Linked DNA regions of Homo sapiens: region 1 is linked to region 2. The links are chromatin loops, found by intact Hi-C in ENCODE. Cell type or tissue: PC-3. All regions are shown on one strand. Each heading gives the region's core, and the rest is flanking DNA. Links, peaks and the distances in the headings are about the cores only.

Region 1 (12,741 bases), core at 2,489-10,488, 400 kb after region 2:
ATTTTGTTTGTAAGAAACCTCATTCATGAGAAGTGGCATAACATGGTGATTGAGAATATTAATCCCTTTTCCAGTCTTCCTTGGTTCAAAATTTAGCCCTGACATCAGTTTTGCCATCATGGCAAAAACTCAGCCTATTTTTGTCTCAGTTTTATTTAAAAATTTTAATTTAAAATTATAATAGTTCTTATAGGATTGTCACAAGGATTAAATGAGTCCATATTAATAAATCACTAATATAAATGAGAGCAGCTTTAGTTACCACATGTAAGTGGCCAGCTCACACTTGATTTTCCCTGGCCTAGACCTCCTTTCTAAACTCGCAACCTACATATCCAACATTTTCCTTTTTATCTTAACTTAAATTTTTCAATAGTATCTCCAACTCAACATGTCCAAAACAGAATTCATTATTTAAAACCCTTGAACATTCCAAGGCTCCCCATCCCAGAAAATGACATTATAACTCAGAAAAATAGGTGATATCCTCGACACAGATTTCCCCCCACCACACCCTTCACATCCCTAACCAATCTATCCACAGTGTATCGATATAGCTTTTTACATGTTTCTTGAATCTGTTTTTTTCCTTGCTAATAAATTATATGCCCACTAACCTATTCTAATCTACTTTTATCTCTAATCTTCATGACTGCAATAGCGTGCTATGTGGGCACCCTGAATCTTTTCTTTTCCCTATTCTCCATGCTATAGCCAGAATCATCTTCTGATTATGTTCTCAAAATTCAGCATAAAATGCTTCGTTGATTTGGCCCGGCGTGGTGACTCACGCCTGTAATCCTAGCACTTTGGGAGGCCGAGGCGGGTGGATCACGAGGTCCAGAGATCGAGACCATCTTGGCTAACACGGTGAAAGCCCGTCTCTACTAAAAATACAAAAACAAAATTAGCTGGGCGTAGTGGTGGGCACCTGTAGTCCCAGGTACTTGGGAGGCTGAGGCAGGAGAATGGCGGGAACTGGGAGGTGGAGCTTACAGTGAGCCGAGATCGCGCCACTGCACTCCAGCCTGGGCGACAGAGAGAGACTCCATCTGTCACAAAAATAAATAAATAAAAATAAAAATAAATAAATAAATAAAAATAAAAACAAAAAAAGCTTCATTGATTTACTATGATTCAGGGCAAAGCCTTAAATTCCTAACATGGCTTATTAATCTTCCCATGGCTGATTTCTTCACGGCCTTATTTCTATCAATTTCTTCATTTTTTGCTCCGTCCTTGCTTTTGATCAATTCTAAAATAACTCATGCTTCCTTCTGCAGAAGAGCATTTGTGCATTCTTTTCTTCTCCACTTATTTAATTCTTACTATCCATTCAGAGTTCAGCTCAATTATCATTTTCTTCTTGAAGCCATTCCTAGTCTCCAGGTGCCATACATAACATCTGCTAATTCATGCATACTTATCAATATGTACCTTTCCTTATTCCACATATTATTTTGTAAAATTTACATGTCAAACTATAAAACTTGATTATTGAAAACTTAAAGAGGGCAGGGCCTTCATATGCTTACCATTTTAAGCCCAGGATATATACATAGCATGGTTCTTGGGAGAAAGCAGTCAATAAATATTTGCTGAATGGATAATTAGGTAGCAGCAGTTATAGTAATGAGAAACAACTAAAAATATTCTATAAGTTATGTGACAAAATAAACCAACTAAGTTTAAGTAACCATCAATATAAGCATAGAGTTAAAATATGTCCAGCCGTTAGCCAGAAGGAATACCGAAGAACAATCATTTCAGAGTGCTAAGATTGTCAAGCAAACATCAGCCCTTCTGGACCTGTTGGTAAAGGTAAAGTAGAGATCTAACGTATTTAGTGATCTTTAGACTTGAAAAGTGGTGGCTGCAATCTTTGTTTTTTGTATGTCCCATGTAAGGGAGAGGAGTTTTTTTGTTTTGTTTTGTTTTTTCTCTTCCAACATTAGGTTCATGTTTGAGACCCTTATTACAAAGACAGATTAATAAAAGAAAAGCACACACATTTCTTTAATGTAAGTTTTATGTAACGTGTTAGCCTTTGTAACTGCCCAACGGGTTCTTCTTGCCTACTGACCAGGTAGAGCTGATTTATCAAGACAGGGGAACTGCAATGGAGAAAGGGCTTAATGCCTGCAGAGCTGGCTAAATGGGAGGATGAAGTTTTATTATTCAAATCGATCTCCCTGAAACTTTTAAGACTGAGTTTTTTTTAAGGATAATTTGGCAGCTTGAGGACTCGGGAGTGGTAATGCTGATTGTTTAGGTCAGAGGTGAAATCATAGTGAGGGTCAAAGTGGATTTTTCTTTCTGTCTTCTGTTCCTGGATGTGATCACAGAACTAGTTGAGCCAGATTATTTAGCTGGATGGCACCAGCTGGTCCATCAGAATGCAGGGTCTGAAAAATACCTCAAACCCCAGTCTTAGGTTTTACAGTAGTGATGCTATCCATAGGAGCAATTGGGGAGACAGGAATCTTGTAGTCTCCGGCTGCGTAACTCCTAAATCATAATTTCAAATTTTGTGGCTAATTTGTTAGTTTTACAAGGGTGGTGGTCTGGTCCCTAGGTAAGAAGGGGTTTTGTTTCAGGAAAGATCTGTTATCTTCTTTGTTTGAAAGTTAAACTGTAAGCTAAATTCCTCCTAGAGTTAGCTTGGGCTCCACCCAGGAATGAACAAGGGCAGTTTGGAGGCTGAAGGCAAGATTTGGGGGTTAAAGGTCAGCGTGAGTTAGGTCAGATCTCTTTCACTGTCATAATTTTCTTACTATTATAATTTTGCAAAGGTACTTTCACCTTCAGAAAAGAAGACCCAAAGAAACAGTGAAACTTTTTTTTTTTGAGACGGAGTCTCGCTCTGTCGCCCAGGCTGGAGTGCAGTGATGCCATCTCGGCTCAATGCAAGCTCCGACTCCCGGGTTCATGCCATTCTCCTGCCTCAGCCTCCCAAGTAGCTGGGACTACAGGTGCCCGCCACCACACCCAGGTAATTTTTTCTATTTTTTAGTAGAGACGGCGTTTCACTGTGTTAGCCAGGATGGTCTCGATCTCCTGACCTCGTGATCCGCCTGCCTCGGCCTCCCAAAGTGCTGGAATTACAGGCGTGATCCACCACGCCCGGCCGAAACCTATGTATTTTTATGAATAGTTACTGTGGAAGTTATGATTGGAGGATAAAGGATATGATTTAATGGTAATGGGAATAAACTGGTGGGAACTAAGCAAGGTCTGTTTGTCAGATTCTTTTTGGCATCTCTATGTCCTAGAAAATAAGGAAGTTCTTTTCCTCTGTGTTATAAAAAGAGTACCTCTAGAATTAAAGCCTACAACCTACTTTAGAGGAAGGTCAGAAAATGATTTTATGACTTGCTTCAAGGGAGAGGGAGAAGGGAAGGTTAGAGAGACTTTCTGCTGTTTTTCAAATGCCAAGGAGCTGCATTTTTGGGATAGCATGTCCTGAATTCTATCATCTGACAAAAACAAATTTACTCACAAAAGGTTAGGAGAAAAAAATAGGCAAAAAGACTGTAACAGGCATACTGGAGCCAGTTAGGAGCACATGATGGAATGGGTTCAGCCATTAGGATGTTTCTCTCTAGAGATCAGTTTGGTCTGCAGACACCTGTAAGCCATTCACTATGCTTTCCATAGGCTCTCTGATTCTGGAAAAGGAGATTAAGAGGAAGCAGACAGCAGGAGGTGGGTTATCCTTTATCAGTCTCAGAGATGATAATGTCCATCCCAGCATGGAACTGATTAGAAGGAGATGCTGAGCAGAGGAAATGACATACATTGAGCAGCATTCTAAGTCTCTCCTGAGTCAGCAGTTCCCCCTCTGGCTTCTTTATATAGTTTGAATTAATATTAAAAGGGCATAAAAGTAGACAGAGTAGATAGCAGGTCAAATTTTTGTAATACTAAGACCAAATATCTTAGTCACTCCAAATATCTTCCTTATTAAATAATCAGTGAGTTTTAAATCTCTAGCATGGGGCCATTGATTCAAAACTGGCCAGAAATAGATACATTTAACCCACTTTCAACTATAATATTGTGTAGGTGAGCAAGAAGATGGTTAAGTATCATAGATTAGCTTTTCTTAAAAAAAAAAAAAAAAAAAAAAAAAAGACATTTGTGGCAGAAACCAGAGCCGTAACATTTAGGATTGCATGAGTTTCAGGAGAATGGTAGTTTTGTAGTTTTGGCTGCTGGCATGTGGGGAAAATATTTAACACTGGAATATTAACATATTTAACAAGAATATTTAACACTTGATCATATAAAGAGGCAAAGTGAGAAAATACTAGTGAGATAATGACACACTGAATAGAAGACAAGCAAGGTTTAGCGGCAGCGAGAAACAACATTGCACGTTTTTTCTAATCATAGGAAATGAGAGTAAGGTAACTACCTTGGATTACCTAGTTCATACTAAATTACCCCCAGTAAAGCCCTCTACTCATCTTATTTTCCTATTTATGTTTCATTTCCAGAAAATAAACCAACAAAATAAACGTGTTGTTTCTATGAGTATTCCTCATGCATTACTGCATCATTCCTGGTCCATCTGAAGCTCCCTGTGTTCCAGAAATAATACCTGTGACATGATTGATTCTCATAATCTCCCTTCTAAATAATTGTAATCTTCCTACATATTTCTGTCGATTTGAAGTTAAGGCACAACCTCCACTAAGCGTCTCTGTAATCTTTGCTTCAAGACAAAATGATTCCTCCCAAATCCTAACTTCTTGTCTTCCTCAACCAGGTGAACCTCTGTTCCTTGGTTTCACAAATCAAAGGATCTGCATGGATGCTCCTGTTACTGCGCCTCCACACGTGATGTCCTGTAATAGAAATTGGTACATATTATTTGAGCCCATGTTTACAGCTCACATGGTTACAAGGCAGCTCTATGTTCTGCTTTCGGGTGATCTTATATTTCATTTATCTAAGTGAATGCTCTGCAACCATTCAGAATTCAAGAATGTACTTTGTCCCTCAATGAACAAAATGGAATTGGAACACATCTCTTCCCTATTACTGACTGAGATGAATTTGACAAATACCCATTAGACCAGCCAACGGCTTGCTCAGTGACTCCTATTTGCTTGAATTTATTTAGCAAAAGACCCTGATCTATCAAGTTAAATGCCTTGATAATTCATCAGTTTACAGATAGTCAAGTGCCCTAGCCTATAGCCAGGTTATCAATCTGTGAAAGGTGAACATTTGGGTAACTCATTTAACTGAGCAAGGTCTAAAGCTTCAAATATTTTAAGTTATTGGAGGCCATGGCTGAGCTGTAATCTTCCCCTTGTCAAATATTACAAACTTACAAGAAGACATTTGTTTCCATGAACTAACTGAGCTCTAAATAAATGTATTTTCCCCTACAGTTAATTTCTGACTAGGTAATTATTCAGGAGATCTTCATTCTATTATTATATTGGGTATGCGTTGGTTTGTGCACAGAAATTATGCTGTTTTGACAGCTTTATTATTTTTACTGGTTGGCTTGCAGTGATTTATCTTATAGTACATGAGGAATTTATTTTTTTAATTGGCTCTGCCTTTCTTTATGAATGTGTTCATGAGACACCATAGCAGTTACGATATTTTCCACCAATTTGGTAATCTTGTAAACAGCAGTGTTTCTGAAGGGCCTCAGGCAGTTTTGAAAACAGGATTAAAAAGAAAAAGCTAGTGAATTTAGTTTCACCTCTACTGCTTTTCTCACAGTGCCACTGTGGCATTGCCCTTCACTCTAAATAAAAGATGTAGAGCTATTTGGGCTCAAGGTAAAATTAAATGTAAAAAATTCTGATCAGAAATAAACCTTATAATTTATTCTTTTAAATTGCATTAGAAACTTACAAAAGAGATGCTCTTAATGGAATAGAATATTAGTTTTATATTGCTGATATTACCAGACAAGCCCTATGCAACTGGTATCCCAGCACGTTACATCAAAGACCAAAGTTATGACATCTCGGTATTTAACTATTATCTCAGGATGCTTAACTCGGGACCCTGGAATGAACTAGCTTTCAATTCTTGAGCCAAAATTTAAAAGTTAAATAATTTCATAGATAGGACTGGTTTTCAGGCTTATCAGTTTTCACAGTCTTCAAGCAGATATGGCTTAGTCAGCTAAAGGCATATTTTTTGTAATCTAAACCTATGTAATAAGGATCTCCAAAATTTATTGCAGTTGCAAAATAGGTAATTCAAGCATTTCTTGACTACCATTTTGTTTCACAATAGCTGAAAATATATTAAATAGCTACTCTAAGTTAGGTCTTGATACAATTTAATAATACATGAAATTTCATCCAAAAAGCCAACTACTTTTAACACAGGGAAATGCCACTTATTAGACTCTCATTCAGCAAATATTTAATAAGCACTTTCTAAGTGCAAAATACTATGTTAGGAGTTTTAGGAGATTCAAAGATAAAATGTAGTATCCTCGGTGCGTATTTTCATTAAGTCTATTTATGTGTACATTAAAACTGCTATTTAACATAGAAAAAATGCACTTTATGGTAATGTCTATAAAGTACTTTGGAAATCCATTGGAAGCAGAGAGAATTTCCAGGATGTAGATTTAGATTTCAGACACAAGAAATGATTGGAAAGGCAAGGCAGGAGGAGTAAACAGCCTGACTAAGTCCTATCTGACATCTAATCAAATGTACTTATGGCCCTCAGGTGACATTTCTAACAGGGTGACCACAAAGTATCTGGAGGAGGAAATGCAGCAATGCATGGCAGAACGAGGTACAAAGTGGCTGTCTCATTAGCTATAGGTTAAAATCACTTGTCTTTAAGCCCCACTTCAGACCAATTAAATGAAGATTTTTGGTGATAGGAACTGGTTTAGGCATCTTTTTAAAATGCTCTAGGTGATTCAAGTATGTACTCATTGCTGGGAAACACCAACTACATTCAGTATAGAAAACGCCACCAACTGGCCACAAAATGAAGTTTCAATTTCAAGCATTCCTGCCTTTGAGTCTCGTTTGGCCTGCAATAGCCATCTTTATAAAGAGAAGAAAATTTAATTTATGTTGTTAAGCCATCTCCTCGTTTCTTCTTCACAACTATAATACTGTTAAACCATACTTCCTGTCATTTAACTGAAAACTTTAGAACCAAAATAATCATCTTTCTCCCCATCTTTGATTCTGTGACAGTTCTGAAAAAATGCCAGAATGTCTTGGTATCAAATTCCTTGAGTTTTGTTTTTTTATCACAAGTCACCTTTCCCTTCCCTTTGTCTCATGGCCATCCTCTTGAGCTGTGCTGTCATCCCTTGTTTCACCTCGGGAATGATGAATTCAACAATCCTAGTCTCTAGTGGAAACCTGGCCTTTCTCTCCACTTTCTCAAGCTCCGCTGCAAGAAATTTTTAACTTTACCATTTTGTGTACTCCGGTGAACCTCTCATTTTTACTCTACCCATCATCTCATTACTGTCTTCACCTCTGTTCATGTCTAGCTATAACACCATAATAAATCTGTACAATCATTACCTAACACATACTCTCACCTTCCCAACACCCTTTTCCCTTCCAATTACCAAAAATAACTCTTGAATTAACACCACAATCTGTTTTCTTCACGACTTACTGCAAAAGGTAAACATTAGTGGAGAAGACTCACATAATCAATGATACTGGTATCATTACGCTTCACAATCTCTAACCAGATCCAGGATTTCAACAGTGTTTTGCCAGATTGCTCTGGTAATATTTTTCTCCCATTATCTGTAACATATATGTCATGAGATCGAGATGATTCTTAATCTTTAATCTTCCCTCCCTCTCTGTCCATCTCAGAAGATAACTTGGCCTCACACATCAAAAATAATTTGTGCACTGACTTTTCTCCCCTCTCTCCACATCATCAATTGCCCCCTGTGAACTGGGCATTTGTATCAGCATAAATACGGTGACTCCATTTCCCTTTCCATTTACCTGTCCTTTTAAAGATAAACTCTTCAGACAACTGTTTTTAATTTCTTCAGTTTGATTCTCTCTTGAGCCCAAACCATTCAGGTTTTCACCAGTTACATTCACTTTATTAAATCCAAGGATGAGTTCTCAGCATCTTACTTGACCTATCAGCAATGTTTGACATCATTGGTTCACTTCTTTCTTCTAAAAACACGTTTGTATTTGTTTTCAAGGGCACTACACTGAACTAATTTTCTTCCTTTTTTGAAATCACTGCTCCTTTTCACTCACTTTGGTTGCTTGGTACTCATTTTCTTGACCTCAAAAACTTCAAATGCCCCAGATATCAGTCCCTGAATTTGTTCTATCTACACACAATTTCTCAGTGATCTCATCCAGTCTCGTGACTCTAAATGCCTTCTACACAATGCATTATAACATTTATACTTTTCAGACTAAACTCTCCTTTAAGCTCTTGACTAATATATATAACTCGATACTTTATATATTGACCCAAATATCTAATTGGTATTTTATACTTAACACGAGAATCCACAATCCTCACATTCTCTCTCCACCTGCGTCTTCAAAATCCTTCATCTAAATAATGAAGTTTCCAAGCTTGTTAATTCAGCCTAAAATATCAGTCCTCTTCAATCCTATTTTTTCTCACTATCTTCATTCAATTATTTTCTAAATTCTATATACTTTACTATTAAAACATACCCATAATGTCATTTCATACACTTTAAAAACATATCCAGAATTCTATTTTTATTAAATTTACTACTGTCACGCTGGAGCAAGCTTGGATTATTTCAATTTTTTAAATTCATCAGTACCTCCAATCCAAAATCCTTTCTAGTTCTTCTTTAAACGGTCTCTTGATTCAATCCTTGCCTACTTCAGTGTATTTTTAATATGGCAGCCAGAGGCCTTCTGTAAAATATAATCAAAATCATGTTGTTCCTCTCTCTTCATAAACTTCTCATGTCTCTGTGTGTCTGTTGGAGTGAAAACTACTCTCTGTGCTGGAACTGCAGAAGCATCCTGTCTCCCTGTTGAATACTTCAGACATATTCTCACATTAGAGATTTTATACTTACTTTGCTCTAGAATGTCCATCCTCCAGATATTTGCATTACTCTTCATCCCCCTCAAATCTCACATTCTCTGTGAGACCTACTCTTATCATCCTATTTAAAAGTAAATCTCCAAAATTCTCTATCTCCATTCCTGATTTTACTTCTTTCCACAGACCTTATCATCTAAAATAGTACATATTTTACATATTTATTTGGAGGGCTATGTGTCTTCCTACCTTCTAATAAAATATAAGGTCAATGTATTAGGGTTCTCGGGAAGGACAGAATTAATTGAATATATATATTTCTTATATATACTATATATATAAATTAATTGGATATATATATATGTGTGTGTTTATTAAGTATTAACTCACATGATCTCAAAGTCCTACAATAGGCCGTCTGCAGGCTGAGGAACATGGAGAACCAGTCCGAGTTCTAAAACTGAAGAACTTGGAGTTGGATGTTCAAGGGCAGGAAGCATCTAGCACAGGAGAAAGATGTCAGCTGGGAAGCTAGGTCAGTCTCTCTTTTCACATTTTTTTGCCTGCTTATATTCTAGCCACACTGGCAGCTGATTAGATGGTGTCCACCCAGATTAAGGGTGGGTCTGCCTTTCCCAGCCCACTGACTCAAACGTTTATCTACTTTGACAGCATCTTCACAGACATACCCTGGATGTATATTTTGTATCCTTCAATCCCATCAAGTTTACACTCAGTATTAACCATCACAGTCAATAATTAAAGAGGATGTTTCCAGTGGATTACTTTTTATGTTCCTATATCCTGAGCAGCTAATGTGGTGCTGGTACATGATAGGCATTGAATAAAAATTGTTCAGTGAACACAAGGATAAAAGCAATCAAACAAAATAGTCATTATGTTATTTTCCTGTCCTCAAATCTGACCATTTACTTTCATCTGATACCATTCACTTTTACTTTCTTGTTCTCACAAAGAAAAGCTATCTCATCTTCTATCAAAAGACATCCCTCTATAAGCACTTTGGACCCCTCGCACTGTCTTTCCAAAGACTTGATTCCATTTACCCACATTTTGCATCTACTAAAACATGTCTTTCAAGATGACAACATCCTTTACTTTATTCCATGATTTAATAACATTTCCTTGCCCCACATCTCTCTCTAGCTGTTTTCCTAGTTCCCTATGCTCCTTAAATAGATAACTTTCTTCCAATAATTGATTATACACTCTTTAATATTCTCATTCTCATTGACTCTTCAAGCACTTTTATTCTTAATTCTGCCTCCCGACTCCACTATATTCTTTCTGGCTGAAGTCACAAATAAGCCCCAATATATAAGTTTCAATAATTATTAATATAATAGTAACTTTACCATCTATTATTATATGCCCAGTCTGTTCTATACATTAAGATGATTAAGATTGTTAGGAAAACAAAAATTACAAAAATATACTCCTTCTAGTACTATCAATAATTTTCTGTGATGGGCAACGTGATTGTCACTGTATACCAGTGGGGAACTGCTGAATAAAGGGATTAAGTAACCTACTTCACTTTAAACCCGAATTCAGTAAGTGGGGAACCCATTATTTGTACCTAAGTGGTTTAATTTCAGAGCACTCGTAGAAATTATACTCTATAATTTCTTCTTATTTGCCTAGTGTATTTCGACTTTGGGAGTTTCTTAAATATACTTCACTGATTTGTTCAGCACTATCCAAACTATAAATGTTGGAGTTACTTAAAAATTAGTCCTGGACTCTCTTCTTATCACCATCTCGGTACATCTTACTAAATTCGCTTATCTCTGATGACATGCAATACCATCACATTTCCAACTTCTCAATGTAAATGTTCTATACAGATCTCTTTTCTAAACTAATTTAACAACATCCCATCAATCTCTTTCAGATATCTTAAATGTATTTTCGAAGTTTAATTCATGATCCCTGCCCACCATTTAAATCCACTTTATCTCTAATATTTCCTATCTCATTTACTGTCACCTGCATCCACCCAAATTCTACAGAAAACTGAGTCCCCCTTGATATCTCCTTCTCCCTTGCTTTTTCCTCCCACCTGTTAAAACATCCTCTTGAGTCTAATCCAAAATATATTTTGAGTCATCTCCTTCTCCCTGCAACTCTAGCAATTATCTCTTTAGCCTCTTATCTATTTTTCTTGATTCCACTGTTACTTTTCTCTAATCCGTTCCTTATACAGAAAGCATTCTCTTGTTTAAATTGTTTGATAGTTCCACATTGTCATTGGTGTAAGATTTTTTTTTTCTTAATTTCTACTAGGCTTAAAAGTCATATATCTGGCCCCTGCCTACCTCTAGATTTATCTAGTTCCATTCATCTCTTCACTCAGTACACTCCAAGTATACTAGCTTTATTGCAATTCTGCACATATTCCATTACACCTGAAGCCATAACTATATTTTCATTCCTCCTGAAGCTATAACTATACTTTCTGGTTTATCTGAGTAACTAGCCTTGTATATAAGGCCTTAGTCCTCAGGACTTTTCTTTGGGAGAATAGCTGGCCCTGAATTATGATTATTATAAATGCACAGACAATTTCATGGAAGCAGAAAAGAATAAGCCTCAGAAGCTTCCTTTGTCAAGAAATGAAAGTACTTGCAATTAGCATTCAAATAGATGATAAATGTAGAGTATCTGTAGGGTATACAATGATTCTAAATTTAATTGACAATTAGCTGTGATTGTGTGACCCTATAAATAAAATTGTAATAAATTGTATTGCATAAATTAAATTTATTAAACACTATTTTTGCTGTATCCTAATATTTATTAGTCTATTTAATCACTCTCTGAAATTAGAAAAAAAAGACAGTCTCCATATAACTTCTCAATTTGATAAATGCTCACTTAAAAATAGGTACATGAGGGAAACAGAGATTGGATGTATTATAATTCAATAGGCCTATACTTTTTAAACGTAATTACTTATATTGGTAATATGTGGAATATGTGCAAAGTTTAAATGGTTATTAAGATTTTAATATTAAGGGAGAAGAGTAGGAGATGTTATTAGAATACATAACACATTAGATATTAGAATACATAACACATTAAGAATACTAGTCATATCCTTAATAGATGGAATATATCTGTCAGACATAGAAGAGAATCACCAGCACTGTAAACAATAATAAGCTAATTTCAAAATAACAAGAATTAATTTGTCAGTTTTTCAGAAGTGGTCAACAGATTTCTCTCATAGAAATTCGTCTGTTACAATATGTTAGAAACTGTGAAGAATAGAAGCTGTGAAGAATAGAAGCACCTGAAAAGCTGTGTTATTCACATTTGCTGTTGTAGCCTCAATGTTTGTGTCCCCCCAAATTCATAGATTGACACCTAATGGCCAATGTGATGATTCGGAGGTGGGCCATTGGGAAGTGATTAGGTCATAGGTGGGGCCCACATGAATGAGATTAGTACCTTTATGAAAGAGGCCCCAGAGGGCTGCTTTGCCCTTTTCCACTATATATAGGCATAGCAAGAAGGCACTACTTATGAACCGGAAAATAGACATCACCAGAGACCAAATCTGCTGGTCCTTGATCTTGACCTTCTCAGTCTGTAAAACCATGAGAAATAAATTTTTGTTGTTGATAAGCCACCCGGTCTAAGGTATTTATTGTGTTACAGCAGCCTTAGCAGAATAAGACA
Region 2 (12,741 bases), core at 1,870-9,869:
CTTTAGCTTTCTGTGGCAGAGTCCAGGTTTTTTATGGCCTCAGAATGGGGGAGTGTGTGCTGATTGGTCCATGGGCAGGCCTGAACAAAAGCACCATTTGATTGGCTAAAAGGCACTGAGAAAGTTCTCACTCTGGTCATGAACTCCACCCAGAACTGGCCGCTCAGTTTTCAGGTTTTAAACTGCCGTTGACTTGAAGGTTGAGTTTCACTGGGGACCTACCTCTATCTGCCTAGTAATCTGTGTCTCCTGTAGCTATCATCATCACTGATTTTCTACGTACAGATTTCAATTCCAAACAAAAATATATGAGAACGTTCATTTCTCCATACAACTGGTAAGAGAAAACATTAGTTTTTTTGTTTTTCAATGGCAAAACAATTAAGCATTGCTTTTATTTTAATTTTCAAATACTAGTAAGATCATATATTTCACCCTGTTATTTATTGTGCAATTTTGCTCAGTTTTAGAGTGTTAATTTTATATATTTTATTCATTAAATCTTTTTTTAAGAAATATATCAGTAATTCGCCTATCATATATATTTAAAACTATTTTAACCGTATGTTTCTCTCTCTTTTCTGCTGTACAAAAGTTTTGAAATTCATATAATCAAATATGCCACATTATTTTTCATGGGGCTTACATATGGAATCATACTTACAAAAGCCTTTATTTCAGAATTATGTAAGTAATTATCCATAAATCTTTAAGCAATTTTACTGTTTCATATGTTATAATAAAGTGCTAATGCTTTGAAAACTTAATTTGATTCATTGGTTAAAATCAGGAGCTGATTTCATCTGCATTCAAAAACATCATATTCAATACTGTTTTGTTTCTCACTCAAATACATTTTATTATTCTTTCCTGATTCATTTGAAATTTCAACTCTATTTGTGGTCTCAACTATATAAGAATATATATAGTTTCTGGCATTAATACACTGTTGCACTTATCTTACTATCTTTTCCTGTATCTACAGTATATTTTAATTTATACAGTTATAATTTAGGATATTTTTGAATGATTACCTAACATGCAACATAAGAAAGATTTAATTTTCATCTAATTTTCTCATCTCTCCTTTTTCTTTCACCATTGTGAAAGTGAGAGGCTGAAGTTGAAAAGACTTAGGTGGATTAGATTAAGATCTCTCTTTGTGAGTATGCATGTGTGTGTGTTTGTATGTTGCAGTAGTAGCAGTAGTAGTAGTAGTTTTACTGAATCACTATGATAAAGCTTCTAAATACCTCACCATTCCATCTAAAATTGTACTATGTTCCAAGTGCTCTTACTCATTTAAAGATTTTTTTATTTGGAATTATGAAGTTCATGCGTAGTGAACTTCATAAAAACACTAGAGCCTTCAAGGAGACAAAATTTTGCTTTCCATTTACAGTTTCCAATAGTACTTGGCTAAAAATTACTACATCAGATGCTACTGAGTTTTGGACATAATTTTAAAAGCATTTAAAATTCATTAAGAGCAATAAAAGCAAATATATATTTCATATACATATATATATCTCCATACTTCTTTTTCTACATCAGAATTATTTCTCCCAGAGACAGATGTATAAATAAATAAAATTATTAATTATTAATTTAATTATAAATTAGTAATTTATAATAAATTATATTACTTTATTATAAATTAATAAATTATAAATAAAATATAAAGGTTGGGGTACTGGACAAATTAGTTTGGTAAAAACATACCTAGAGTTATATACATAGAATTTGCAGTCAAATTAGCAGCTAGTACTGTTAAAAAATAACTATTTTGAGAGTAAAAATAATTAAGGAATCTGAGTAAAATACAGAGTAGAACCTACAGATATTTTGACCAAATAAATGACTAGATGCATAGCTATTTATAAAATAATCTGTAAAATCAGAGTTAAAATTTTAGATTCTTACACCAGTAAATATAGTGAAAGTGCTAGCTTTGTAATCTCATACATAAACAAAAAGAAAAACCTCAGATAATTTGTATTTGGCTCTTAGTTGTGGTTTTTGTTTTGGCATATTTAAAATGAATATTTCTAGTGCTCTGAATAGGCACTTCCAATATAATAAAGAAGGACTAAAAAGAGATAACTCATTAGACATTAGAAATGTACCTATTCTGTCCTTACTCCTGCTCACCATCTCAATTTGTCTAACCGCATTATGAGAAAGAATGTTTATCACCTAAATAAAGGCAAAGTTCTTAATACAGCTAAATTGCATTATCTCCAAATTTTCATTAAAATGTTTAAGAGCTGCCAACTGGGATAAAACAGTAGAGAAATTTAAAAAGAAAAAAAAAGATTGGGGGAGGTAAAGAGTAAAATGCGTATCAAATAAGTAATTTTGCACAGACTGTATTAGTTCATTATATGAAAATCAACAGGCCTTTTATCTGCAAGGTGTATCCTTAGAAAACTGATTCAACTTTATTTACGTATCTAATTGTAGACTAAATAGGCACACCTATTTAAAACAATCAGTGAAATACTAAATAAATATTTCAGACCCAGATTTTTCAAAGCATGCAACCAGGAGAAAATAAAAAGCCAAAATGAGTAATGATCAATGTGGTATCAGAATAAAGTGTACAGGCATAACTTCTTTCCACATATGATAAAATAATTTCAAAGAATCACTTTGAAAAATGTAGGTAGCATTTGATTATTCTGCAGGCTGCAAACACTGACTAGAATTTACCCAGATATTTATTCAACAGCCTATGGTTTGTGCACTAATCTGTGAAATTTCATATTGAGTTTGCAGTTTTGTTAACTTCATGTGTCTTTTTTATTTTTATAAAGTCCATCCAGCCAAGGAAAACTACAGCTGATGAAGGGAAAGTCGGTGTGATAGTAACACCTTTGCACATATCCACATTTTAAGGGGTGAAAAAGTTCGTCATGAAAATAGTAAAACTTCATTCCCATTACCTCTGAAGAAAATTATTTCAGAAGCATTAAAAAAATCATGCTGGTTTCTTTTCCTGAAGTGATCTGAAAATTTAAAAACATCAACAGAGGGCACTAACAGGCTGTTCTGGAAAGCCTTTCATTTCATTGCCTGTAACAATGAAACCTAGCTGGAAAGGCAGTGTTTTTTAGCTGCGTGTAGTTGCAGACGTGACATTGGGACAAAAAAATACAAATTAAAATCATATGTACTGTCTTTGGGCAGAAAGATAAATTCATAAACTTAACTCATTAAAATATCACTTGCTTTCTCTATATCAAACTCTCTCTAACTGTATATATTCTCTAACACACCTAATTTTTCTGCCTGTTGTTTCAAATATAATTTATTTCAAGCTCTAGACCTCATTGCATATCACTAAACTCAACCCAAGAGAATATTTAGTCATGCAGTCAACTCTGGGTGATCTCCATTGTTGGAGGTATATAGGAATAGTCCCCCAAAAAGTACTCTCTACAAATAATAATTGTTCTTGGCATCCTTTTCCTATATTTTGCTTTTGGGGTCATTTCTCATATTCAGCCAAATAAGATCAAAGAAAAAAATCTATGGTAATACTCAAACAATTAGTAAAGGCAATACAGAAATGGTTTAAACATTTTGGAATAGGAGCAAACTAATGATAGATTACTCTACAGGATGTAATTTCAGGAGCTTTGAGTAAGGCTCACTTTTTCTTAACAAAAGCAACCATCAAACAGCTCAGTCATGTCCTATATTCTGTCAGCATAGTTTTCTTCTATTACCTGAAAATTATATATTTAAGTAAATATTAATGGAAGAAACAATGCACTTTATCATTTACTTTTACCCATCTCCACCTAAGTTTATCTCATCCCTTCTAAACAGCAGTAGCCTATGTTAAGGAAAGAATACTGTATAGAAAATTCTTAAGTGCCTTATGAAGGAAGGGGTGGAGGTGGAAAGGAAAGATCATTTATGAAGAAAAAATTTGGTTCGATAAGAGGCATGAGGCTGTATACAATCTTTTAATACTAGTTATCTTTACTTAAGGCAGGTCCTGGAGATAAGAAACAGAAATAAAATATTTTATAGCAGGTATCCTAATTAGAAAATCCTTAGCATTTATTAAACAGAAATATAGTATGTACTTATGATGCACTCACAATAAGATCCGGACTACAATAATAAAAAAGACAGGGTTCATGTCAATAATTAGCTCAGATTTTATTCACTGACACAGCCATTCAAACAAATAATAATAATCATATTATGTATGGTGAATGTAATGAAGCACAGAATAAGAAGTGATTAATGCTGCCTGGGAGCACTAAGGATTTTTAAAGAGAAAGTTATATTTGAAATTAGAGATTGGAGGATATGTAGGAGAACAGCACATAAAACATTGAGGTTCACACTGAGAATAGGAGAAAGAATCTGTTTTGCCAGCCATGTCATAGGACTTATAATTTTTAAGAAACAGATAATTGGTTTTGGGGTGCTGTGGGAAGAAAGGCTGAAAAATAATTTAAATATTGTGATAGTTGGTTTTTATCCTGTGGATGATAAACAGCAAATAACAGAATAGAGAGGTTAGCAACAAGAAAACTAGATACGGAGCTGGTGAAACAGTACCCACTGAAGATAATACAGGTCTGGAAAAAAATGAGTGTCAGCCATAATAGAAACATGTATGTGGTGTGAATCTAATGCAAATGTTTTCACTTTTCTGTAAATTTCTGAATATCTGGTAGAACAGACCTAGCAACAACTTATTTACATGGGAAATTAGGTAGCTCCTGAGAAATATATAGGCCATGTTAATTATTGGGATTCAAAGTTATATGATAATGTCTGATGAACTGGTAAGACAAGATTAAAAACAATTTATATACAGGGAGGTATAAGTGTCTCAACAACAACAACAAATCCATTCTAGAAGAAGGAAGTGACAATACCCAATCCTTAGCTATTCCCCAAACGAAACACAATTTGGTTCATATTTGAATTCAACGAAGTAAAGCTACTGGTCTTGGTGGTAAAACAGAAAAAGTTCTCTTACCCTCCTCGCAGGGCGTACGATGGAGGTGTGGCTCGCTTCTTCAGTGCCCCACTGGTCAAGACCCTTAGCCAGAGCAGGCAAACAGGCAAGTCATGGGGACCATGGGCGCGGACCCATGCAGCCTCTCGGGGTGAATGTTTACACCTCCTGAGGCCCCAGTGGGCGTGTGTTACAGGATGCTTTTTCAGCTTAGCTGTCCGCAGGTGGCTTGTGTTAATCAGCTCAATTAGACCCTCTGCCTTATCACAAGGACAGACGGCTTTCTGTATCCCAGGTTCTTGCTTTAGTGCACGGGAAAAATTGGATCACATGTGGGCTTGGAGATCGAGTGCTAGGTTTTTTATTGAGTTGTGGTAGCTCTCAGCGAGGTGGATGGGGAGATCAGAAGGGGAATGGAGTGGGAAGGTGGTTTTCCCCTATAGTGGGGCTGCCCAGCAGCCAAATTCTTCTCTGACCTCCCAGGCCAAACTCCACGTCGTTCCGCTGGTCGACACCAGTGCCTGTCGCTGTGCTCTTCCGCTCCTCTCGACATCCAGCTGCCTGTGTGCTCTTCTACCAGTGTGTTCCTCTCACTGTCCCGCAGCTCGTGTGTTCTTTCTCCGGTGCGCTCCTCTCAACGTACGTGCGCTCCTCTCAACGTACGTGCGCTCCTCTCAACGTACGTGCGCTCCTCTCAACGTACGTGCGCTCCTCTCAACGTACGTGCGCTCCTCTCAACGTACGTGCGCTCCTCTCAACGTACGTGCGCTCCTCTCAACGTACGTGCGCTCCTCTCAACGTACGTGCGCTCCTCTCAACGTACGTGCGCTCCTCTCAACGTACGTGCGCTCCTCTCAACGTACGTGCGCTCCTCTCAACGTGCGCTCCTCTTAACGTGCGTCTGCACAGCTGCTTGTGTGGCACAGCTGCTTGTGTGTTCTTCCGCCAATGTGTGCAACTGCTTGTGTGTTCTTCCGCCAATGTGTTCCTCTCGACGTCCAGCCACTTCTGTGCCTGCCTGCCTGTCTTGGGGTTTTTACAGGCACAGGATAGGGGACGTGGCAGGCCAGGTGGTCTTGGAAAATGCAAACTTGGGCATGAAAACAGGAGCGCTTGTCCTCCCCTATATGCGTGTGCACAGGACCTGAGGTGAAGCCCTAGCCAGGGACCTGCCCTTCTCTACCCAGCGCTTTCCTTCTCTCATCCCGAGTCAGTACTGTGAGTATTAGAAAACAAAAATTTGTTTTGTTTAAAACTCTATAAAATAACAATATTACAGTCTCTATTAAAGCAGTGCAAAGTATTCTCTTCTGTTTGTCATTGGACACAGTCCATTTTTAGCAGGCTGGAGGATTTTAGTGCATTGATATTTGTTCCTGCAGAAAGTAATGGCATATCGCAAGAAGCTATTACCCAGTATGAACCGCCGTGCTCTGGAGTCCACAGTGGCTGCAGCCTGGAAAGTTTCTTGTAGCCACAGGACATCTGGTGTATCTCATAGCATACAGCTCCACCCATCAGACTTCCGGTGGGGAGGGGTGTGGGTGCCCAGCATGAGGAAATGCTCACTAGTTCTTACGTTTCACTTAAAAATGATACGTGCCATATTAAGTCACATTTCACTGGCTCCAGGAAGTCACTCTGCTGCCCCTGACTTCAAGATAGTTGAGAAGTGAGATCCAATCCTGTGTCCAGAAGTGAACATTTGAAAACAGTGTTGCTGCCGATTTCAGGTATTATTAATATAGAGATCACAAATGAGGGATCACCTTTGATGAGGCTAGAAAGCAACTGATGTTTATACTCTCCCTCATTCAATTTTTGTTTTCAATTTCAAGCAATTTGCTCCAATGTGTCTAAAGTTAAGGCTGGCTGTCTCCAGAGATTCTCTAAATATTTTTCCTAGTTTTGAGTAATTGTCTGAGATTTATTTAAAAACCTATCTAAATTCAATATCAGCTTCAGAACCATACCACACTGAGAATCACATTACGAATTAGAGAGAGAGATCTGTGTTCACTCACTACCTTCTACAATTTTTAAGTAGTTACGTGGCCTTTGGTAGTGTAGTTAATGGATCTGAGACCAGTTTTCCTGAACTCTAAAATGAATACAATTTCAGTCATTTGTGTTGAACTGAAGTTAAAATTAAAATAAATAAGTAAAGCACTTAGTATGTTTCAGTGCCCAATAAATGCTTCTTCACATTCCTTACCTCCATTTATAAATACATATAATCCCTTTAGCTATACCAATCTTAGATTGAATAGAATATGAATTGGCATAGATAGTAGTGTTTCTATAACTACCTTGTCACAAAGTAAACTGTTTTGTTTAAGCTTTATTTTCTATCTTCTGTTGTCTCTTTGCCAAATTAACATAAAACAACTTCTTATTTATGTTACCTAAAGTATAATATTAAAATGGATTATACCTAGAATTTGACAAATGTTTCTTACTCAGCTTGATAAGCATCACTAAGTTTTTATGAAATTATATAGATATGTCCATATATGTATGTGTAAATACAGTATACCCTCATATGTGTATAGATATGTTCCTTAATAATAGAATGAATAATTATTGAGAGGGCAACAACATGTTGCTACCAATAACTACAAAAAACTCTTTGAAAATTCAGTAGGAATTAGTCATCGTATCTGTCCCTATGACCCAGTAATGATTATTAAAGTGATTAAATACATTTTAAAAGCCTTATTTTAGGCCGGGTGCGGTGGCTCACGCCTGTAATCCCAGCACTTTGGGAGGCTGAGGTGGGTGGATCATGAGGTCAGGAGTACAAGACCAGCCTGGCCAAGATGGTGAAACCCTGTCTTTACTAAAAATACAAAAATTAGCTGGGCGTGGTGGTGGGTGCCTGTAGTCCCAGCTACTCAGGAGGCTGAGGCAGGGAATTGCTTGAACCTAGGAGGCAGAGTTTGCAGTGAGCCGAGATCACGCCACTGTACTCCAGCCTGGGCAACAGAGCGAGACTCTGTCTCAAAAAAATAAATACATAAATAAATTTTTAAAAGCCTTATTTTAAACGTGAAAAATTTGTATGTGCATTAGGCAAAGGGATATAATGCTCAGTATTAAACTTCATTTTGTGTTTTATTCTTACATTTCAGTTATAGGCTGCTGATTATTTGCATAGAGTATTTCCATTTGATTAAGCCTCCAGATTTTTCTTTCATTTTAAATCAATGTTTTATGTGTAAACACATTATCAAAGAGTTACGTTTTCCCATAAAACTTTCATCCTTGAATCTAGGATTTATTTCACATTTTTTCGATATTTCACACTTTTCAGACTCTTTCTGTATTTTTGCCACTCTCTCAGTTTTATATACTATGAACTTTCAATTAATTTACTAAATAAATATATACATGCCTAAGCATATACATATTTCTAACCAAAGCTCAGATTATTTCTGTCATTTGTCAATACTTGAATATTTGAAGAGTGGTTTTCTTTTTTTTATTATTATCATACTTTAAGTTTTAGGGTACATGTGCACAACGTGCAAGTTAGTTACATATGTATACATGTGTCATGTTGGTGTGCTGCACCCATCAACTCATCATTTAACATTAGGTAATCTCCTAATGCTATCCCTCCCCTCTCCGCCCACCCCACAACAGGCCCCCATGTGTGTTGTTCCCCTTCCTGTTCCATGTGTTCTCATTGTTCAATTCCCACCTATGAGTGAGAACATGTCCTGTTCGGTTTTTTGTCCTTAAGCGATAGTTTGCTGAGAATGATGGTTTCCAGCTTCATCCATGTCCCTACAAAGGACATGAACTCATCATTTTTTATGGCTGCATAGTATTCCATGGTGTATATGTGCCACATTTTCTTAATCCAGTCTATCATTGATGGGCATTTGGGTTGGTTCCAAGTCTTTGCTATTGTGAATAGTGCCACAATAAACATACGTGTGCATGTGTCTTTATAGCAGCATGATTTATAATCCTTTGGGTATATACCCAGTAATGGGATGGCTGGGTCAAATGGTATTTCTAGTTCAAGATCCCTGAGGAATCACCACACCAACTTCCACAATGGTTGAACTAGTTTACAGTCCCACCAACAGTGTAAAAGTGTTCCTATTTCTCCACATCCTCTCCAGCACCTGTTGTTTCTTGACTTTTTAATGATTGCCATTCTAACTGGTGTGAGATGGTATCTCATTGTGATTTTGATTTGCATTTCTCTGATGGCCAGTGATGATGAGCATTTTTTCATGTGTCTTTTGGCTGCATAAATGTCTTCTTTTGAGAAGTGTCTGTTCATATCCTTTTGCCCACTTTTTGATGGGGCTGTTTGTTTTTTTCTTGTAGATTTGTTTGAGTTCATTGTAGATTCTGGATATTAGCCCTTTGTCAGATGAGTAGATTGCAAAAATTTTCTCCCATTCTGTAGGTTGCCTGTTCACTAAAGAGTGGTTTTCAAGTGATAATCAAATACCTGCATATTTGATTATATTACATTGCTTCTGTTTTTCAGGAGAACCCTGCCTAATACAGCACATTATACAATTACAATAGAAATTAAGACAACATAAAATGTTATAAAATAAAAATATTTTAGACATTGATCACTGTAACTCTTTTGTTACTTAGCCATATTGTTATTTAGGTGGAAATGAAATTCTTGAATAATATTTTAACTGCTATTAGTATTCATAGGGTAACCAAATCTGGTCCAACTGTATATGTTCCCTAGCTCATTTCATTCATTTATAGATGATGTGGTTCACATAGAGAAAGTTACTTCCTCAAGATTACAGATTTGAAAGCAATATCAACTTACTTTATTTAAATGAATCTCTCCATTCATATAAACCAGGGACCAAGAAAGTCAAAATTATCTTTATATGAATTATATTCCAGGCATAATTATAAGTCATATTTTAAAAGTAGTATAAAAAAAACCACATATTATTCAGGCCAGGCATGATGGCTCACGTCTGTAATCCCAGTACTTTTGGAGGCTGAGGTGGGTGGATTACCTGAGGTCAGGAGTTCGAGACCAGCCTGGCCAACATGGTGAAACCCCGTCTCTACTAAAAATACAAAAATTAGCCGGGTGTGGTGGCACACGCCTATAATCCCAGCTACTTGGGAGCCTGAGGCAGGACAATTGCTTGAGCCCTGGAGGCGGAGGTTGCAGTGAGCCAAGATGGTGCCACTGCACTCCAGCCTCAAAACAAACAAACAAACAAACAAAAAACATATTCAATTGTAATCTGGAAATATAAAATTTATTAGAAGGGATTAAATTGATATTTTACAGAGAGTCTTATAAGAAATAGTCTCTGAGAATTAGTGTTAAATGTTCTATGTTAGAAGAATACCAGTGGAATAATGAGGTGTGAATAATTGATAACTTACACAGCTTGGTAAAAGTCTCTGCATTTCTGTCTCAGAAAGACTCAGTATTGATCTTGAGAAATAATATTTGCCCAAAAATTAACACATAGTGTGTCACAAACTATAAGAAAAAATTATACATATTCCATAGTTCAAATATTTCCTTCAAAACACAAAAGCAATTGTGTAATCTTCCAAAGAATTTTCAGAGAAGATATATTGTCAAAATGAAAAGGATGGGTTAAAAAATTTACTCATTCTGTCCGGGCACGATGGCTCACACCTGTAATCCCAGCACTTTGGGGGGCCGAGGTGGGCAGATCATGAGGTCAAGAGATCAAGACTATCCTGGCCAACAGTAACCCGTCTGTACTAAAAATATAAAAATTAGCTGGTCGTGGTGGTGCGCACCTGTAGTGCCAGCCACTTGGGAGGCTGAGGCAGGAGAATCGCTTGAACCTGGGAGGCAGAGGTTGCAGTGAGCCAAGATCGTGCCACTGCACTCCAGCCTGGCGACAGAGCTGGACTCAGTCTCAAAAAAAAAAAAAAAAAAAAAAAAAGAAAGAAAAAATTTACTCATCCTGTTTTTGTGAGTATATCCTCTTTTAAATACATCTTAATACAGACGGAGCTATTATACAGACACTCAGAGGAAATAGAGCCATAAAATCTATGAATCTTGAAATCAAGGCATAAAGCCACAAGAAAAATCATTGTATTTTAAATCACAGATGTTTCACATCTTTGAAAAATAAATTTAAATTATGAACTTTAATGAAGAGTAACCATATATGAACTATTCATTATATAAAACATGATTCATAAAAACCAGTATAATCTTGAAATATAGACATTAAATCCCATGAGTATAATATAAGATACTTTGTTTTCCAGAAAGCATAAATTAGAGGCACAATTTAGCAGCTTCCTGAGACATTAATAGGAGTACCAAGATTTTATGATCAGGAGCACATTATGAAAAATGATGTCAAAAAAATAATATTTGAAAACTGTGAGGGAATCCACAGTAAATTTGAATATTTAATGTGAGAAAAAAATACCTGCAATGTTTTAATGTAACTTCCACATTGTAGAGAAATTTCATAGTAGTGTTGTACAAAACAAACCAGAAAATTGTACTGGATTTCTATTTTCTAACCTCTTTCTTGAAAACCATAAAAACAGGTGGCATTTAAGAAGATATATCCACCATTGTGCTATTAATTTTACAGTCAATCAAGTGACAGGATTACCAAAAAGACTATTTTTATAATGACTCTTTAGTCCAGAGCTACCCATAGAACTTTCAGGAATGAAATTTCCAAATGCTGCTTAGATTGTCTATGTAATACCATGACTGATATTCTTAAACAAATGATCTACAGTCTTACTCTTCAGATTGATGACTTCTATATTTGGAATTGTTCAGCTTTAAATATGTTTAATAAATCCCACATGAATTACAATTTGCCGGCTTCTAATAAGTTTCAATATTTTCATTCTAATGCTGTCATGAAATCAATATGTTAACTATCACTTTAATGAGTCTAGGAAGTAATGATCTTCCTATTTAGGAATAAGGAGGAGAATATTCCCTCCTATTTTTACTTTTTTCTAACTTACATTTTTAATAACTTAAATTTTTAATATTTCTTTTATGTTTTCAGAAAGACAAAAAATCACCCTAAAAATATAGAGTACAAATTTATGACTTCTATTTCAATATTCCATATCCTCTACTTTCCTTCACTTCTCTCAGGTAAACACTGTTAAATGTTTTTAATATAACTTCCTAACTTTTCTCTAACATTTTATATTCACATAGTTCCTTCTTAACAGAAATCATAGTAGATAAGTCATAGTAGATATATTGTTATGTAATTATTTTCTCACAAAATAATATCTTTTTTTTTTTGAGACAGAATCTCGCTCTGTTGCCCAGGCTGGAGTGCAGTAGCACAATTTCGGCTCACTGCCACCTCCGCTTCCCGGGTTCAAGCAATTCTCCTGTCTCAGCCTCCCGAGTAGCTGGGACTACAGTCGTATGCGACAACGCATGGCTAATTTTTGTATTTTTAGTAGAGACGGGGTTTCACCATGTTGGTCAGGCTGATCTCGAACTCCTGACCTCAGGTGGTTCACCCACCTTGGCCTCCCAAAGTGCTGGGATTACAGGCGTGAGCCACCACACCTGGAAACGACAGAATAATTCCACGCAATTCCTCAAAGGTCTACCTCATATCTCATTCTATGTATAAACCTTTCCCTTCCTCTTTTTGCCTTAGTAAAAACAGCATTGCAAAGGATATTTTTAAGTATATATTTGGATATAAATGCATATATTCCTGAGCTCTTAATTCCTGGGAGTAAATTGCTGG

The links. A loop is a pair of places that touch in the nucleus more often than their neighbours do. Peaks named below come from ENCODE experiments on the same cell type or tissue, not always from the same donor. Only the 100,000 strongest peaks of a DNase experiment are listed, where the experiment ranks them.
Region 1: it touches region 2 in a loop (10-fold over the local background); 3 of 110 quality-filtered maps call a loop at or near these places.

What each region holds. Positions count from the first base shown.
Region 1 is chr3:81,166,752-81,179,492 of GRCh38, forward strand. No RefSeq gene overlaps it. Among named protein-coding and RNA genes, the nearest start is that of LINC02027, 180 kb to the left of the region's middle. In PC-3, for the core only: CTCF peaks have their summits at 6,985 (motif pointing left) and 7,192; a DNase peak (open chromatin) is centred at 6,960.
Region 2 is chr3:80,764,751-80,777,491 of GRCh38, forward strand. It overlaps LINC02050 (long intergenic non-protein coding RNA 2050), which reads left to right and starts at 147. Exons shown (of 3, transcript NR_147144.1): 1 at 147-337. LOC105377177 (a long non-coding RNA gene) reads right to left here and starts at 5,598. Exons shown (of 4, transcript XR_940994.3): 1 at 5,009-5,598. RefSeq lists an enhancer at 5,788-6,340. In PC-3, for the core only: a CTCF peak has its summit at 3,047 (motif pointing right); DNase peaks (open chromatin) are centred at 5,569, 5,902 and 6,541; H3K4me3 peaks cover 5,648 bases; H3K27ac peaks cover 1,465 bases.